Linked DNA regions of Homo sapiens: region 1 is linked to region 2. The links are chromatin loops, found by intact Hi-C in ENCODE. Cell type or tissue: endothelial cell of umbilical vein. All regions are shown on one strand.

Region 1 (4,000 bases), 76 kb after region 2:
CCCATTCAAGCAAGTCAGGGAGTTGTGTTGCAAATGGGAAGGCTTCTCATGGGCCTGGAGACCAGAAGGCAATTGCAGACCCCTTCCTCTTCCCAGGGCAGCCAGCTCACCAAGCTTCTGTCACACTGGCCTCTTTCTGTTCGTCCAACACATGACTCATCTTTTGCATTGGGGCCTTTGTATCTATGTACATTCTGCCTGGAAGGCTCCTTGAACTCTGCTCTTTTTTTTTCTTAGCTCAAAAATCAAGATTTTTTTTCCCCTGACTGTCTTATCTAAAGTAGACTTTCTCAAGTTAGGGCGTCTATTCTAGTCTACAATTGTATGTTATTGCAGGTCATTATTATCTGGCTCCCTTCACCTCCATGTAAGATCCATGACAGCAGGCCCTGTGTCCCTCTTGTTCACCAGTGGGGTCCACTTGACATATAGTTGTTGCTCAATGCACGTGTGTGTGTATGTATGTGTGTGTGTGTGTATATATACACACACACATATACATACATATTATATTTTATATATACATATATATATATATATATATATTTAGAGACAGCGTCTCACTCTGCTGCCCTGGCTGGAGTGAAGTGGCATGATCATAGCTCACTGCAGCCTTGACCTCCTGGGCTCGACAAATCCTCTTGCCTCAGCCTCCTGAATAGCTGAGACTACAGATGTGCACTGCCACACCTGGCTTATTATAATTATTATTATTATTTATTTGTAGAGACAGGGTCTCGCTGTGATGCCCAGGCTAGTCTTGAACTCCAGGCCTCAAGGGATCCTCCCAACTCAGCCTCCCAAAGTACTGGGATTATAGACATGAGCCATTGCACTGGCTCAATGCATATTTATTAAGTGAATGAATGAATGAGAAGTGAATTCATGAATAAATGAATAATATGAATTTAGCTATATTAGCAAAATGGGATATTACAGGACAGCACACAAACCTTATTACTGTTGTTTCTCTGAAAAATATGCCCCCTGAGAATGCAACTTGTGAATGGGCAAGAGACTACATAAAAGGGTTAAAAAGGGCTAGGGCATCAAAAGTAGAAATAACAATATACAGACATGAAATTTGCCTCTGAAGAAGCATAAAGGAAATCTGCTTGCCTTGAATAATCTTTAAGTCTGAAAACACTTCATCTATCAAAATCCTGTCACGTGTCACTAGTTCCCACTCCCAATAACACTTTTCTTGAGAAGATAGAAATGTGCACCCACATTCTTGACTGCATCACGCTTCCTGCAAACATTGCGGGTGGAGAGACGGGAGAAAAAGCATCAGGGAAGTGTTGAAATAACTCATATTAGTGACCCCTAATTCCACAGTCAGTTTTAAGTGGGCAACTCTGTCTTCAGAAGCCTTAGGCTTTTGAATCTGTAGAAATCTGCAGCTCACAATGTAAGCTGTTGGCTACCAGGAAATGAAGGGATGAAATACTAATTTGATGAGTAGAGGAGGGAGGATGTTTGCTCATAGAGTTGTCTGCAGGTTGTGAGAGAGTGCCAGAATTTGGGCTTCTGGAGGAGGGAGAGAAGATTGGAGCAGTCTGAAAGAGAAAAACAAAGTCCTCTGGTCCTGAGACCTTCCGCCAGGGATTGAGAGGCTGGGGTAGAGGTTAGGGGCTGGAGGGAGAAGTGAGAGCTGCAGTTTGGGGAAGTTCTGGGATCTTCTGCTTCTATCCCTGCACACAGCAAGCCATTGGGATTTTCCAAAGCTTCAGGATAGATGAGACAGTGCGGCCCAGAGTCTGAAGTGGCCTCAGCTATGTAGGCAGAAATATGTTGGTGATGCCTGAAGGTTCTTGTGTGAGCATGAGAGTAAGCTGGCAGCTAATTCCCTGCCACTGAGCCTGCTCCTTCTTGTCTTAGGGTTACAGTCTTGGGTTACGGTGTCACTGACATAATCTCCAAAGATCTGATCATGTCTTCTAATGTGTCCTAAGAACCACTTGAGAGGTACCAAGTCCTGTAGAGATTCAGAGGAGGAAAAGTGCACTTCTGGCTGTGGGTCAGGAAAAGGCTCCAGGAAAGAGCTGGCTCGGAGGGATAAGGAGGCTTTTAGTGGATGGGGAAAGAAAAGCATTCAAAGATGAAACAGCGAGAGCAAAGTACAGAGGGAACGCAGAGGTGTTGTCAAAGACTGATGTGGAGACCTGCTGCATGTACTTGGGAGGAGAGGGAGGGGCTAACAGCCACTGGGAACTATGGATGGAGGCAGTGTTCTCAAGAAGAGTAAAACAGTAAAAACAAACAAACAAAAACAAAACAAAACAAAAACAGAGGCTGATGACAAAGGAGGCACTTGAAAAACACCACTTTTGCCAGGGATTGATTGGCATCACCTTCTCCTGAATGAAGTAATCATTTCTTTGACAATAGATATTTATTAAATTCCCACTACATTGCCAGGTGCCATCCTGACTTTGGGAATAAAACAAAGGCTAGTAAAGATGAAAACAAAAGTCCCTTCCTTCGTGGAGTTTACATTTCAGTGGGGAAGATAGGAAGTAAACAAATAACAAAGTCAGTCAGAAAGTGGTAAATCCTATGGAGAAGAATACAGCTCAGCCGGGGAGCAAGGGTACCGGCAGTGGCACAGAAGCCGTGTTGTCTGGGACTGTGAAAGCAGACACTCTGCCTCCCAAGGTTTCATGCACATGCTCATTCATTCATTCATGCTCTTTGCTTATATTTATTTTGCCAGGCACTGGGGCAGAGCTATAAACAAGATGAGCAAAATCTATTCCTCATGGAGCTCAGGGTCGAGTAAGCAAGTAACAAATAAATAATATCATGATAAGTAGTGGTAGTGGTCATTGTGATAGAGAAAAATAGCAGAGGAAGGAGATAAGAAGGGACGGGGGTGGGGGGTGGGTGGGGGATAGTAAGGAGATGATACTTGAGCACAGAAGGAATGAACTATGAATATCCCAGGAGGAGAAAAGCAAGGACAAATGCCCTGAGAGGCACTGAATTTTGAGTGTCACGGAATGGTAAATTCATGCATGACAATGTCTTCTCTCTCCTCTTCTTTCTTTTATATTAAACACATCTGCTTCTCGGCAAAGGATCTGTGTAAAGCAAGGCATCATCTTACTGCAAGGGGAGACATCGCTGGGGTCTGGTTAGAAGATCTGGCTCTATTTTCTCCAATGAAGGTCTTTATAGGAAATCTGCATTAGTGCCTTGTCCATGTTCATAGACCCTCTGCTTCATGGCAGAAGGGCGCTGACTTGAAGGCCCCTAAGCAGCGAAGGAAGGGGAGCCTCTGTCCCCTCCCTAGCTGGCTTCCCTGGCACATGCTGGTTTCCCTCCAATTCTGTGGTGCACATCATGACCAGCAGAGGAAAGAATTCAGCTGGACCACCTCAAGCTCTGTGTGACGGAGTTGAAAGCTTTGCTGATGTATATGTTGGTGGTCAAGGAAGGCTTTCTGAACACTTACCTGGTGCCCACAGAGGCTCTGAGAGCTGGAAGCTGGAAAGAGTCAGTCTGGGGTCCTAAAAGGTATCTTCTCTTCAGTGCCAACATCAGGGGCATATTGGTGATAGAAACAGGGTCTCTGCATGGCTACAGGCACCATTAATTGGTTCAGTTTTCTTCCATTTCTCCTGAGCTCACCCTGACCCTATGCACTGCTGACCAGGAATTCTAACCCGCAGCATCGTGGGTGGGCCCACCTTGCAGCCTCATCACGGTTGAGTTTGTTACTCTTATTGATGAAGAAACTGAGACTCAGAAGGATAAAGGCCCCGACCCAGGGTTACACAGTGGTGGGGCAAGGACATGAGCCCAGCTTCTCTCACTTAGAGGAAATCTGCAAGGACGATCATTGTGCTGAAAGAGGAGTGGGAGGGGGTCTGAACTTCTGAGGCAGCCTCGCTTCTGCAGCGTTGTCTGTGGTAAGGACACACCACCCTGGCTGCACATTAGAATCACCTGGGCAGCTTTTAAAACTTACCTCGGGCCAATTAAAACAGAATCTCTG
Region 2 (4,000 bases):
AGGTCCTGGGGGCCTGGAGAGCCGGGTTCATGGGGGCCCGGAGCCCACTCTGCCCCTGTCTCTTCAGCAGTTTGATTATGTGAGCCATTTTCCTTTTTTTGTGTCAGCTAACTCCAGTTGGGTGTCTGTGACTTACAGGCAAAGGGGGAGACCACACAGAAGGGAAAGGGAATTTCCAGCCATTCTGGAGCAGCGTATTTGCTGGAGAAAAGTCACCTGAGGCATCCATTCTCCACAGGCTGGTGCCCCACACAGGGAAAGCTGGGCCCATAGGCCCTGCCCAGAGTCATGCTTCCCAGATGTTTGAATATTTAGGGCTTATACATTTTCAGAAGGAAAAACAAAAAGTAAGTTGGGCTGGCCACTTTTTAATTTCATCCAATGAGGATAAGAGAAAATAAATAATCGGTGATCAACTACTTTCACCACCATTTCACAGGAGATGTGCCATGCTCGAACTCCGAAGGTGGAGGGCATGGTTCAGAATAAAGGATAGCGTTGTGAATGGAATAAAATAATGTGATGAAAGCCCCACTTTATTTTCTTGTCTCCCAAAGGACTGGGGAAAGCGCCTCTGAGAGCAGCCCCCATGAACCACTGCAGTGGGCTCAGAACCATTGCCCTGAAGTGCGTGGTGGGACTCAGAACTTTCAGGAAGACACAGGGCCAAAAGGGCCAGACTCCTCTTTCCAAATCCTGATTAGGTGAAGTTGTTTTATTAGACATTAGATCCCCCAAGCAAAAGGATTTTGTAACTAGCAGAGAATTGCCTTGCCTTGGGGAAAATAGACTATTGCTACACCTTCCATGACTGGAAAGAGAGGAACCCAGTGTCTGCTGACCTGGAATATTTGTTCCCCAAGAATTAGCCTTTGAAGAGCTTGCTCCTCTGCCTGTTTGAGGAAGGCAGTACAATCCTCATGAGCTCTATCCAACCTTTCCTGCCAGTCCCCAGGCCTCAGATGCTCCCTAATAGCCATGCTGTGTTACCGCCTTAGAATTTCCCTTTTCTCTAGGACTGTTGTTTTTCTAAGCATTGCCTTGTACTAGTCCAGATGTTGGTGAAGTTTTTCTGTAAAGGACTGGATAGTAAATGTTTTAGGCTTTGTGGGTCACATGGTCTCTATTGCAACAACTCAGCTCTGCTGCTATTATGCAAAAGCAGCCACAGACAATATGTAAACAAATGGGTGAGGCAGTGTTTCAATAAAACTTTATTTACAAAAACAGATGGAGGGCTAGATTTGACCCACAGGCCACAGTTTGCTGACTCTTACACTTAGCCCGTATTTCAAAATGTGAAGTTTAACCCTCCCTTTCTGTTAAAGACACTGATGATGTTTGTTACCTTTACCCAGGGGTGGAAGGAGGAGGGACTGAGTTGTTCTTTTACTGATACCCTAGGGTCTGTGACTTTCCCTGTATCTTTCTTATTACTAAGACCTTGTGCCACATTTATTCTCTTTTTAAACAGAACCCCAATTTTTTTGTTATGGTGGGTTTATCTTATGAATTTTAAATAATTTCTCAAACCAGGAAATAAATTCAATGTTTTTGTTATGAGTTAAATTTATCCACCCCACCCCACATCAAACTCGTATATTGGATTTTCAACCAAAGCTGACTAACCCCCAATACTGCAGACTGTGATCTTATTTGGAAAAAGGGTTGTTGCAGATGTAATTGGTTAAGTTAAGATGAGGTCCTACTGGAGGAGTAGGGTGGGCCCTAAATAGAAAAGGGAAATTTGAACACAAACACATAGAAATGGGAGCACCACGTGAAGATTGGAGTAATGCTGACACACGCAGAGGAAATGCTCAAAGCTGGGAGAGGTCTAGAACAAACTCAGTCCTGTTCTGGCACCTTCAGAGGGGACAAAGTCCTGACGACACCTAGAGCTCAGACTTCCAGCCTCCAGAACTGTGAGAGAATAAATTTCTGATTTAAGCCACTCAGTATGCGATACGTGGCTATGGAAGCCCTAGCAAACACATATAGTTCTGTTATGAAATGGGCTGACCCAAGGTAGACTAATGATGAATCTTGACTTTCTCAATGGGTACATGTCAGTATCACCAAGATGGAAGGTTGGGCATTTGTGACCTGGGGTTGTAGATTGAAAAAGAGTTGTTGACATATTCCTGGGTTGTTCCAGCTTTAAAGGAGATGCCATTTGGGCCTTCTTGAGAAGAAAGGTTTCATTCTTGAACTCAAGCTCAGAGGCCAGACCACTTGGAAGGGCCTGCCAGCCACAGATATAAAGCTGTACCAGGTCTCCCTGGGAGAATGCAGGGCTGCAGGCCAGCGGGGGCCCCTTCCTTGTGTGTTCTGGTCATCTGGCTTCCATCAGTTCCTCTGCCCTGCTGGCTCAGGCTTTCTTCTTTAATCCTTAAGGTATTTTTTGCATCATTTAAGTGTTTCTGCTTCCTGCTGATACCAAGATACACAGAAGTTGCCCGGAATGTGGTGGAGTGAACTTAAATGTGAGTCACACAATCAAATCTTTTTTTAAAATTGAACAGATTTTTGTCTCTATCCGCTGTATGCATGTGTTCCTCACACCAGCTTTCTGCCCATACCATGGGAAGGAGAGACTCAGAGGGTCCTTCTCTGAAAACATGTACCAGGGACACACCTTTCAGGAATAAAATTCTTCCCTTTCTTTACGCCTCACTGGGCAATGTCCTGGAAACCAACAGAATTCCAAACACCGCTGTCTATTCCAAGATAAGAACACAAATGGCCCTCTGGATAGATAAGCCTGTGGAACTGATGCTTCATTGTCATTCTTCCACTGTACAAATGTCGACTGAACTTCCAACACAGACCCAACTGTTGGCACCACTATTCTGTAAGCATTCCAAAGGGTATGAGAAAAGGGTGTGTTTGCCAACATTTTCATCCCCAGTTGTAAAAGAGGCCCATAGTCCCACAGACGCTCAGCATTGATTCTTTTAGACATCACCTCGACTTAGCACAGTCCACTAGGATCTTCATAAAGGCATGTTTTGCTACAAGTTTAGCATCGTGGTTGCTATCTTATTTTGCTTTGTTAATTTTCCCATCTCCCCTTCTTCGCTTCACCAAGCTCCCTGACTCTGACACCCAACCATCTCAAGGCTTGCATGGAAGTGTGTACAGTTGCCCATTAGTGCTCTCTTGCCAATATGCTTTCTGTACCCCTGGGTCCTGCCCTGGCCATCTTCCCTTCACTAGCAACCTGCCTGAAGTTCACTGCACTTGAGCATCATTAATGGTACTTTATAATATGTTCTTATTCCTCCTTCTTCTCACCTTCCAAATGTCCCAATCCCATGACCCATTTCTGTAGACATCTGCTCCTTGGCAGCTGGGAGAAAGGAGGAGGCACCATAACAGGCAGGATGGGAATGGTTGCCACTGGCTTGGCAATTGAACAAAGATGGCAGCTGGGCTCTCTGTTTGTGTGACTTCACTTGTTCTGTGAACTGAAAGGTCTGGCAGGGTTTGTGTTGCCCACCAAGAGAGTACGAATCACTCCATCCTTTTGTGTTTTATACAGGCTTTCATCAGTGTATACATCACAATTAGACTAAACCAATTACTTATTGTCATGCCTGTCTTCCCTGTTAGGAAATGGCAATGACTTTCATTTTTCCATCAACCTAAAGGCCTTTAAAGGTCTTTGTGCCTGCTAGGTGAAAACTGGAGCAATAGAATGTTAAAGCTTTGAGAACCTCTGATACAACCTTCTCCTGTCATACAAGGAAACTGAGGCTCAGAAAGTTGGCTTGCTCAGCAGAGATGAGGGAATGTCTGCTGGCTTTGAAATCATATTTATCTGTGTTCAAAGCCTTCCTCTTCCGACAGCTGGATGACCTTGTTCAAGACATATCTTTCTTTTTTTTTTTTTTTTTTTTTTTTTTTTTGAGACGGAGTCTTGCTCTGTCACCCAAGCTGGAGCACAGTGGTGCCATCTCAGCTCATTCCAGCCTCCGCCTCCCAGGTTCAAGCGATT

The links. Hi-C counts contacts between places; a loop is a spot of excess contacts. Peaks named below come from ENCODE experiments on the same cell type or tissue, not always from the same donor. Only the 100,000 strongest peaks of a DNase experiment are listed, where the experiment ranks them.
Region 1: a loop joins it to region 2, with 5 times the contacts of the local background. A loop is called at or near these places in 1 of 110 quality-filtered maps.

The regions. Positions count from the first base shown.
Region 1 is chr6:15,996,081-16,000,080 of GRCh38, forward strand. It overlaps LINC02543 (long intergenic non-protein coding RNA 2543), which reads left to right. Exons shown (of 2, transcript NR_183311.1): 2 at 3,081-4,000. Among named protein-coding and RNA genes, the nearest start is that of LINC02543, 3.1 kb to the left of the region's middle. In endothelial cell of umbilical vein, no CTCF peak of the experiment used is centred here; DNase peaks (open chromatin) are centred at 131 and 2,051.
Region 2 is chr6:15,920,283-15,924,282 of GRCh38, forward strand. No RefSeq gene overlaps it. Among named protein-coding and RNA genes, the nearest start is that of LINC02543, 73 kb to the right of the region's middle. In endothelial cell of umbilical vein, no CTCF peak of the experiment used is centred here; a DNase peak (open chromatin) is centred at 2,339; H3K27ac peaks cover 1,914 bases.